2 separate regions of the Homo sapiens genome follow, and region 2 is linked to region 1. A link is a contact called in ENCODE Hi-C data. All regions are on one chromosome and are shown on one strand. The core of a region is the stretch at or near the end of the contact, and the rest is flanking DNA. Distances in the headings are between cores, read along the strand shown.

Region 1 (5,146 bases), core at 149-2,648:
CCCAGCACCCCGCCAAGGGAAGCAGGAAACCACACTTCTCCCATGAATCTTTGCAACCCTCAGATCAGGAGGTGGAGTGAGCGCACATTACCAGGACCTGGGGTCTGACACAGAGCTGCTTGAAGTCTCTGAACAGCAGCTGCTCAGGCATGCACAGAGGCCCAGGAACTTTACATACTCCTCAGGCCAGGTGCAGTGGCTCACACCTGTAATCTCAGCAGTTTGGGAGGATAAGACAGGAGGATCACTTGAGGCCAGGAGTTTAAGACCAGTCTGGGCAACATAGTGAGACACACCCTCTATTTAAAATAAAATAAAATAAAATTTTTTTTAATTAGCCAAGAGTGGTGGTGCACAACTGCGGCCCCAGCCATTTGGGAGGCTGAGGCAGGAGGATTTTTTGATCCCAGAAGGTTGCAGTGAGCCATGATTGCACCATTGCACTCCTCCAGCCTGGGCAATAGAGTTAAGACCCTATCTCCAAAAAAAAAAAAAAAAGTCTCAAACAATAACAGTGGTTTAATTCTTCCTTTGGCATCTAGATAAAACTGGTCTTTCTCTATAAAGTCTACTATGTTCTGGTCTAGTTTCAAAACGTATAAACACACTGAAATTAAAACATGAAGTATTAAGAATACAAGATAACGTGGGGGCCAAAAGTCATGAATGAGGGAGTCAACAGTGTGGCTAATATGACACCCCCTCCCACCCGAGCCACCTCACACTTCCCAGGGCACACTCAGGAAGCCACTGGCAGCCACTGCACAAGGCTGCTCCAAGATTACATGTCACCTGGACCTACGAATTATTTGAAACAGCAACCTAACCCAACAGCAAGTTGGGCTGTTTTCTCCAAAGGAATTCCCAACTGTCTTCTACAATGAAATGTCTATGCAAATCAGCCCCAGACCCTGTGGGGCCATAGTTTCTCCAAGCAGCAGTGATGTTTAGGGATTAATACTGAAAGCTGTGCTTTGTCTGGATATCATCAAGAACCTGCTGCAGCTCCTCATCTTCAAACCACCCCTCCAAGTTTGGGATTAGAGCCTTGGACTCCTCAGCAGTCTCTGGGCAAAGGTTGGCCAAACAGACCAACTCAAATTTATGAAGGTTTTTCTAGAGCTACGAACACTGGCAATGGTCTCTCTGTTTTCGAAACCACTGAAACGGCCTGTGTAGTTTCATTGTTTTCATGAAGACTTCTGAGAGTTCCTGTTCATCCTCTGCACTCTCGTTCTATTGCTTTCGATGTTCCAGAAGCATATGAACTTCTGAATTTAGAAGGGTCTCCGCTGTTTCAAACTCTTTAGGAAAAAGGAGCTGTGAAGTGTCCTCCTCTACATCGTCAGCCCGTGGATCGCTGCCGCCTGCTGCCATTGCCGTGCCGCGTGCCACCACCCACATCCTTGATTTCTTTTTATTGCTAAGTAGCATTGAATACACCACAACTTGTTTATCTATTCACTGCTTGATGGAAATTTCGGTTCTTTCCAATTTGGGGATATGAAAAATTTTATTTGAGGATGTGAACTTTTTATACAAGTCATTTTCCTTCAATTTGCTTTTAAATCACTCAAGAGAGAACAACTTTACAAAAGTAAATGTCAAAAAAAGCAGGAGGTATGTATTGTTACATATCTCTTTATTTCTATAGAAGCATATAGATCATTCCAAGCATGATTAATTTGTGTCTTTTTACACACAAAACTCCACTGGATGGTCCAGAAGAGTATTTCCCATGTTTACTTAGAAATTAGCACTCCCTAGGGTCTTTGGTAAAATATTAATTCTTAGGTCCCACCATAAACTTAGTAAGTTGCAATTTCTGGAGGAGGGGATTTTAATCTACTAGGCATGGAGCGAGCACAAGTGCCCTAGGTTTTCAGTGAATATCCAGATGATTCTAATGTAGTTTCAAGTTTGGGAAATACAGGTGTGCTGAACATTACTGTACTTGTGCCACTACGTAATGACATTTGCACAGGTGCTCCACCTTGGGTGACTCTACCCTGGGTAGGTCATTTGCTGACACCCTGCTAGATAGGGACAGCCCTAATGATGACATGTCTCAGACTTTGCTCTGCCATCTTGCTCAAGGTAATTGTTGCTGATTTCTCACAGCAACAGTCTAAGAAACAAAACAATATTTTATTGACATGTATTATTAATTATGACCATTGTTTTCAGCACTCTGTGGGCAGCATCTTCAGTCCCCATGCCCAGTTGTTAATGAATTATGAGACAAAGTCTTCCTGTCCAGATTCAGGAAACAGCCATTACCCTTCAGCAGTCCTGAGGTGAGAGGATATCAGCCCCAAAGCGACTTGACAGAGAAACAACCCGCTCACCTGTTTTATCTACAATTGTGAATCTCTGGTGGCATGGTTATAAGACTACTAATTCCGCCCCCGCCCCCAGAATCCCCCTTCTCCTAGTGCATCAGACCTTCTATAACACCAATTGCTAAAGGTCCAAAGAAAACAAATTATTCAATGAGTATTAGCCTAGAGCTTGTGCTTCTCAAATGCAGAAGTATTTGCTATAGCAATGTGTAAAAACTAGGTGTGGACCAGACTATTCACCTGAAAATGAAGATATTGCTCCTTGCAGGGATCCTCCATGATTTTGTAAACCATGGCATAATACACTATTTCTCACATGTGCTGGGTAAGGCAGGGAGCCCAGATCTGTGTTTTCTGGGTTCCACATGCTTTCTATGAGATTATTATAAATTGGTGTTTTCATTTTGGTTATACTCTGTCATCATAGCCTCTTCTGTATCACCAGAATGAACACCTTACCCTTGAGTCCAGCCACATGATGTCAGGACTCATATTTGAGCTTTTGTTTGAGCTCACATTTGTGCCAAGTGAAAGTCCAAGGTATCAGTGACTGAACAAACAAAGTTTTTCACAGTAGAGAAAAGAGGTGGGAATACCAAATCATCACACAGCCTGTAGCAGGATGGAGATGCTGTAACACTTACAACCATAATCATGTCACAAGCTAATGTGTCATCAGCTTTTAATTAATAATATAAATTGGCAGATGTAACAACCTGCCACTATTTATTAGCATAGCATGGATATATGAGTGAATATCCAATGACTAATTCTTCTATTGGATATTCCAGAATTAATTAACTTTAACACTTATTTTAGTGTTGATTTTTATAAAACTGCAATGCCAACATTATATTCAATTGAGGAAGAAAACTTTAGAGGAGAGTGGCAGAGGAAGGAGGAAAGTAGGACTTTGCATTAATCATCCCACACAGAAACATCAATTTGATCAACTATTCATGCACAAAAAAAATCACAAGAGCAAAGGAAACCAGGTGAGAGATCACAGTACTTGATTTTAGCATCATAATAATAACAGATACATTGAAGAGAATAGGAAGGACAGTTTTACATTACCCACATCACCCCTTCCCTAACCCCAGGCAGTGCAGTATAGAGAGAGACATTATCTCTTGGGGAAAGAAAAAGGAATTAAGAGTAAGACTTCACCTTGGAACTCAGTACCATGCCTGCCACAGTAAAACCCACCACAGGGCAAACAACTTGATCCCTACCACCAGACTTATACCTGTAGATGAAGCCTCTAGATCTACCCCAGCACCAGAGAGGAACCTGTGGCACCAGTGAGATGGACTTCAGTTTGGTACAAGTCACTGCCAGCAGTGGGCAGGCCATAGTGGCCATGGTGTTGAGCATGCCCTATGTAGTGCTGTGCTGGTCTCAGAGACTCTAAGCTTTGGATGTGACCCAGTGCTACCTCAGCCTCTGCTGCCAAAGGATTCTGGCCATTGTGATCCTGGACTTAGAGCAGCTCCTAGTGCTGCAATTGCTGAAATGGTCACAGGCTTAGGGACCTCCCCAGTCAAACTTCTCTGAATCTCTGGACAGGCTTACTGCTAAAGGAAGCTCCCCAACAAAGCCAGATTGCAAAGACTAGATTAGGTACTTACATCAATGCATGGACATCTACAAATGGCTACAAGAATCACAATAAATCAGGGAATGTTCACTTCACCAAGCAGACAAAATAAGGTGCCAGTGACTGACCCTGAAGAAATGGAGATGGAAGAACTGCCTGACAAGGAATTCAAGATACCTGTTTTAAGGAAGCTCAGCAAACTTCAAGAACATACCAAAAAACAATTCAAAATTTGGTCAGAGAAATTTAACAGAGATAATGAAATAACTTTCAAAAACTCAAATAGAAATTCTGGAGCTGAGAAAAAAAAAATTAAAAATACAATGAGACCATCCACAGTAGAACTGAACAACAAGAGGAAAAGAATCTGTGAATTCAAAGACAGGGTAATTCAAAATATACAGTCAGTGGAGAAAAGGGAATAAAAATAAATGAAGAAAGCTTATAAAACTTATGGAGTAACATCAAAAGAGCAAATGTATGGGTTACTGGTACTCAAGAGGGAGTAAAGAAAGAGAAAGGAATGGAATAACAATGGAAAACTTTCCAAACCTGGAGAAAGATATAAATATCCAAGTACAGGAAGGTCAAAGATCTCTAATCAAACTCAACCCAAACAAGACTACTCCACAACATATAATCATCAAACTGTCAAAGACAAAAAGAGTATCCTGAAAGTAGCAAGGGAAAAGAAGCAAATAACATATAATGGTCTCTATATGCCCAACAGCAAACTTCTCAACAGAAACCTCATAGGCCAGGAGAAAATGGAATTTTAAAATGCTGAAGGAAAAAAACGTGCCAACCAAGAATATTCTAGTCAGCAAAGCTGTCTTTCAAAAATGATGGAGAGATAAAGACTTTTCAGACACACAAAAACTGAGGGAATTCATCGCCACCAAACCTGTCTTACAAGAAATGCTAAAGGGAGTTCTGCAAGATGAAAAAAAAGATGCAAATGAGTAACACGAAAACATCTGAAAGAATATAACTCGTTGGTAAAAGTAGGTACATAGTCAAACTCTGAATACTCTATTAACATAATGGTGGTATGTAAATCACTTATATCTTTAGTATAAAAGGTTAAAAGACAAAACTATTATAAATAATAACTATAACAAGTTCTTAAAGAATATGCAACATAAAAAGATATAAGCTGTGACATCAAAAATTCAAAATGTTGAGAGAGGAGTTAAATTAAAAA
Region 2 (5,837 bases), core at 348-2,847, 410 kb after region 1:
ATTGGGCTGTGGGGGTAGGGCAGTTCAGCCCCTGGGAGATTCCCACCCCACTGCCCACCCCCCACACTGTCTCATACTTGCCCGCACTCACTGGGAGGATGTGCACTGGGCAATGCTCATCTTAAGGTAGTGACAGTCCCGCTGCCAGGATTCCGGCTTGGCCGCCACACACTGGCCATACTGCTCCAGCTCCCGGCCACAGTAGCGAGCGGTGACCTCTAGGGCCGCCTGCCTGTGGGACAGGATGGGCTGAGGATCATTCCAGGCAGTAGGCAAGCAAGGGAATTCTTTTTTTTTTTTTTATTTTTTAGAGACAGGGTCTCACTGTGGCCCAGGCTGGAGTGCAGTGGCACGATCATAGCTCACTGTAGCCACCAACTCCTGGATTCAAGTGATCTTCCTGCCCCAACCTCCTAAGTAGCTGGGACCACAGGCATGAGCCACCATGCCCAGCTAATTTTTTATGTTTTGTAGAGACAGGGTCTTGCTATGTTGCCGAGGCTGGTATTGAACCCCTGGGCTCAAGCGATCCCCCTGCTTAGACCTCCCAAAGTGCTAGGATTACAGGCATAAGCTATGGTGCTCCGCAAAGAAAGGGAGTTCTGGTCTGGGTCTGAAGTAGGACTAGGAGTTCAGGGCAGATGTGGGAATCTGAAGGATCCTGAGATGGTGCCAAAGAAGTGGAGAGGTGAGGCCCAGCCCTGGGGCTTGTAAAGCAGGAGGGGAGCTTCTGGGGAGAGAGTGGAGGTTCTAAAACAAAGTCTGATTAATGTAAGGTAGGCCTTCAGGGTCCTAGAAGACAGGCCTTGAAATCCAGGCATCCCCCAGTAGGCCTGGGGATCATGCACAGAAGACTTGGGGCCTTAGAAGAAAGATCTAGAATTCCAGGGAGAGCTTGAGAGCCCTTAATGGGTTTGGGGGTTCTAAAAGTGAGGTTTAGAGCTCCAAGAGGTGGGGTCTCAGGTCCTGGGGAAGAGTGTCTTAGCCAAAGAGTCTTCAAGATGAAACCTAAGGCCCTGGTGCGGGACTCAAGGTCCCAGGGGCGTGAAGTCTGGAAGCCCTGGATGAGGTTGGTGCTCTGGGAATCCTGGGCAAGGTCAGAGTGGTCTAGGAACAAGTCTGTGGACCCTATAGGTGAGGACTGGGGTCCCAGGCAGATCTGGAAGGTTCAAAAGGTAAAGTTTGGTGATCAAGGGGGAGGAACCTGGAGCTCTGAGGATGGGTGTAGGAGTCATAGAGGTCCCTAAATAAGTCTGTAGTCTTAGGATTTCAGTGTGAAGGCCGGACCTGGGGTACTGGGGGCAGAGATTGGGTGAAGAGTGACTGGACCGAAGTCCTAAGCAGCGCGAGAGGGGGCGAGGCCTAAACGCTTAGAGGGCGGGGCTTGGGCATGCGGAGGGTTGGAGCTCGTGAGCGAAGGCGCTGAATCCTGAGGGTCAGATCTCCAAGAAGGAGGGAGGCTGGTCCTAGTTCCCGAGGTCCTAGACTAGGTCTAGATCACTGGGTAAAAGAAGGGGAGCGGCAGCACGTATGGGGTAGGCGCTCTCACTACTCACATCTCGAGACCTTTGCCGGCGTAGGGCTGTCCGGGGGGAACGACCCGCCTTTTCCGGTATCGGTTGTCATGGCGGCGCCCAGCCCAGCCTGGTTTTTTCCGGTAGCCAATTGAACTAACAACCCCGTTCCCTTTAGGACTAATCTGTCACGGCGGCGCCCTACCTCTTCTTCCGGCCCGGCTCGTCATGGCGGCGCCCTGAGTAGCCACTTCCGCCCTCTTCTGGCTAAATTGCTTCATCCCTATTTCCGGCTTGCCATGGCAGCGCTCGGGGTTTAACGGAAGTAAGCAATGGAAAGTATGGTGGTGCCTCGGGTCCAAAGAGAATGCGCCGCTGAGTTGCGCGGCACCTGACGGGATTGAGCCTCAGACACAAGCGCTCCAAATCTCCGACTGTAGCTGGTGGGAAGCGCCTGCTGTTGCTGCAGCGTCTCAACATGTTGTTCCCATTTTCGTTGGGTGCTGTAGCGGTAGGCTGTTGGGCTCAGGGATAGGGGGCCTGATTCCTAACGCCGCGCTGCCACCATCGGCCTTGCGCAGACGCTGATAATCCCCCTGGCACCCAGGTTCATGCGAGCGCTTGGAACAGGAGGGAAGAGGGAGTCAAACCAAGAGCCGAACTAATTCGGCTTGGGCCTGCCATTTACCCAGCCTGGGACCCAGACGTTTCCCCATCCCTTAGCGTACGCCAGGACAGACATGGCGTTTAATCCTGACTCCATGAGACTATCAAGCTAGTTACTTCCTCTCTTTGTAATTAATTCCTCCTAATGTAGCAACATTTCCCCCTTCCTTCTCATCTGTCTTAAAAGTGTGAGGTTAGACCTGGGCGTGAGTTTCCCCACATAAGAGACTGGATATCCCCTGGTCAGAGAACTGAGCATCAGTCCTGCCGTTTCGTTTGCAGATCTTTCAAGACTCTAGTCAAAATGAGCAGAACATTTTGCAGTTAATCATAGAGTTGAAGATGAACGAGAAGATGAACGAGAGCTACTTGATTGTGAACTAGTAACGACCACTTGGAGTCGCAGTGTGTCTGTAAAATGATGATGACAGTGACATCATAGAGGACATAGTGCAAGTGAACAGTTTGATACTGAGCTTGGAGCCTCAGTAGTTCTGGATAAGTGAGAGCTGTACGGGAGGTTGTAACCATGAGCTACCCTGGTTGGCAGTTGACATCCGAGGACCAGCACTGGTCATCGCACAGAAAGAAAACTTTACACCTTGAGATCCCTCCATTCTTCTTAAACTTCCAAGTGTATGTTTGATGGGAGAAGAGGGGAAGGGATCAACATTTAAAGGCTCTGGAAGGAGTCAGATAACTGTTTTTGGCTTCAAATGTAGAATGAATCCCTAGATTTTCCTCTACTGAGAGAATGAAATCTTAACCCATTCCGTTCCCTTGTTGGTACTCAGAAACGGATACCCCAAAGATGCATTTTGACATGCTGAAAGGCCTTAGAAGCTGCCTTAGAAGATCTGTCTAACCTTGTCTTGTTGGTGTGTGGAAGTGGGAATGCCCACAGGTGCACAGGGAGGGAGTTTCTGAAATTATCTGACCGAGAAAGCAAAAAAAAAAAATCAATTGTCTTAAACCCGGTTTCTAGGGATCTCATTAAAGAACTAGGAAAAATTAACCACCTGTTAACAGAAAAACCAAACTGAAATGTTTTAAAGAGATTTATTTTGAGCCAATATGAGTGACCATGGCCTGGGGAACACAGGCTCAAGAGGTCCTGAGAAAGTGTGCCTGAGACAGTAGAATTACAGTTTGGTTTTGTACATTTTAGGTGGACAGGAGTTACAGACAAAGACATAAATCAGTACATGGAAGGTACAGATTGTGTTCAGCTGGGTGCAGTGGCTCACGCCTGTAATCCCAGCACTTTGGGAGGTCGAGGTGGGCGAATCGCTTGAGGTCAGGAGTTCGAGACCAGCCTGGCTAACATGGTGAAACCGTGTCTCTACAAAAAATACAAAAAATTAGCCAGGGATGGTGGCAGGCACCTGTAGTCCTGGAGCTACTCAGGAGGTTGAGGCACGAGAATTGCTGCGGAGGTTGTAGTGAGCCGAGACCACACCACTGCACTCCAGCCTGGGTGACAGAGCATGACTCTGTCTCAAAAAAAAAAAAAAAATTCTACGGTATTTTTATAATACATTTTGTAGTACCACTTATAACCACTTGGGTGCGTGGGTTGCCCATTAAATCAAACAGTTTACAGTTCACCCTTGAACAACATGGATTTAAACTGTACTGGTCCACTTATACTCAGATTTTCTTCTGCCGCTGTCACTCTGAGACAGCAAGACCAACCCCCCTTCCTCTCCTCAGCCTACTCAATGTGAAAAGGACAAGGATGAAGGCCTTTATGATGATCCACTTCCACTTAATGAATAGTATATTTTATCTTCCTTACGATTTCCTTAATAACAGTTTCTTCTCTCTACTTTACTATTGCAAGAATACAGTATATAATGCATATAACATACAAAATATGTGTTCATCTATGTCATCAGTAAGACTTCAGATCGACAGTAGGCTATTAATAGTTAAGTTTTGGGGGAGTCAAAAGTTATATGTGGATTTTCTACTGCATTGTTTAAGGGTCAACTGTAGATTCAACGACTACCTAGGATTGTAGAGTTGACTGATAGCACTGGGACTGATGATAACATCATAACCTGTAAGAAGTGTCAACAATGGTGATGGACCCCCAGCAACCCTGGAGTGGGGATGTCTAAAGATAGATGTCATCCACCAGGCAGGAGTTGGTGCTGCCAGTGTGTCATGTACTGCAGCCTCTTTTATTTATTTATTTATTTTTATTTATTTTTTGAGACAGCATCTCGCTTTGTCACCCAGGCTGGAATGCAGTGGCACAATCTCGGCTTACTGCAACCTCCACCTCCCGGGTTCAAGCGATTCTTCTGCCTCAGCCTCCCAAATAGCTGGGACTACAGGTGCGCACCACCACGCCAGGCTAATTTTTGTATTTTTAGTAGAGACGGGGTTCCATCATATTGGCCAGGCTGGTCTCAAAGTCCTGACCTCGTGATCCGCCCATGTCGGCCTCCCAAAGTGCTGAGATTACAGGTATGAGCCACAGCGCCTGGCCTGCAGTCCCTTTTACTACAACAAATATGGGAAAGAGTCACAGGTGTGGCATACGGTGGTGGCTTCTGCGTTAGAAACATAGGCCAAGTACAGTGGCTCATGCCTATAAATCTCAGCACTTTGGGAAACTGAGGTGGCCAGACTGCTTGAGCCCAGGAGTTTGAGATCAGCCTGGGCAACATGGCGAAATTCTGTCTCTACAAAAAGTACAAAAGTTACCCGGGTGTGGTGATGTCATAGGTAGTAGATTTATCCTTCAAACATCAACAACTAAAAAATCTGGACAAAATAGGAGACAACAGAGTTCAGACATTGGAAACAAGCATTGTAGCACAGTGGTCCCCAAGAGAAAGGAGACAAATGAAGTGACCTTAGTGGCCCGGCTTATGTCTGGAGAGTTAGTTTCTAGGCTACATAGCCCAGGGGTGTCCCTGAGTTGGGACAAAGTTGAGAATTTGGAGAGGCCAAGGCAGCTAGTTTGTAAGGCAGGGTACCAGAGAGTAGCGCAGCACAGACCTGCAAAGGGTTTCCTGCACGTGTAGCGCACAGCATGCCTGTGAACACACTCCTGGAAACCAAGGGAACTACCAGGAAGGTGCAGGCAGAGCAATCCCCGGAGCCATAGTGGAGACCATCACTGTGCACTGGCTAAACTACTCAAAGATACTGCCTGTCTAGTGAGGCAAAATTAGCCCTAATGGCCGCTCTGGTCTCACCTAAGTAAGCTCAGAAACACTGAAGCAAGCTCTCAGTTCGAAGGAAAATGGAAATCTGGCATATGAAATCAAGATCTCCAGATACAGTAAATATAACTCTTATGACAAAATAGCACAAAGGCCAAGAGACAGGAAAGTGTGTGCTGTTGCTAAGTTGTTCTACTACCTGTGAAGTGGTAGAATATTACATAAAAGTGTGACAAGTCTAAAGATGTACACTAGAAATTTTAAGAGAAACAACAAAAAATGAAAATGGAGGTAGGGTTAATAAGCCAACAAAGGAGATAAAAATGAAATAATACAAAATAAATTAGCCCCGCACAAGTATGGCCATCTGATTTAAACCCTGTCACTCCAGCTGGAGTGCAGTGGCGTGATCACGGCTCACTGCAGCCTCGACTCCCAGGCTTAGACGATACTCCCACCTCAGCCTCCTGGGGAGCTG

Evidence for each region. A loop is a pair of places that touch in the nucleus more often than their neighbours do. Pooled maps may share reads with other maps.
Region 2: a loop to region 1 is called in a pooled map, with 5 times the contacts of the local background. The contact joins the promoter of CHCHD5 here to the enhancer-like site in region 1. A Hi-C loop is called at or near these places in 4 of 50 pooled maps.

Annotation. Positions count from the first base shown.
Region 1 is chr2:112,991,748-112,996,893 of GRCh38, reverse strand. It overlaps the pseudogene POLR2DP1. Among named protein-coding and RNA genes, the nearest start is that of IL36A, 11 kb to the left of the region's middle. RefSeq lists an enhancer at 1-77. Within about 2 kb of position 1,398, at least 2 of the 41 ENCODE cell types and tissues checked have a DNase peak (open chromatin) inside an H3K27ac peak, as active enhancers do.
Region 2 is chr2:112,580,369-112,586,205 of GRCh38, reverse strand. CHCHD5 (coiled-coil-helix-coiled-coil-helix domain containing 5) reads right to left here and starts at 1,597. Exons shown (of 4, transcript NM_032309.4): 1 at 1,557-1,597; 2 at 92-232; 3 at 1-6. The coding sequence starts at 1,558. LOC101927330 (a long non-coding RNA gene) reads left to right here and starts at 934. Exons shown (of 2, transcript XR_923204.3): 1 at 934-1,069; 2 at 1,693-3,219. RefSeq lists enhancers at 1,704-1,873, 1,171-1,922, 1,189-2,388 and a silencer at 3,620-3,914.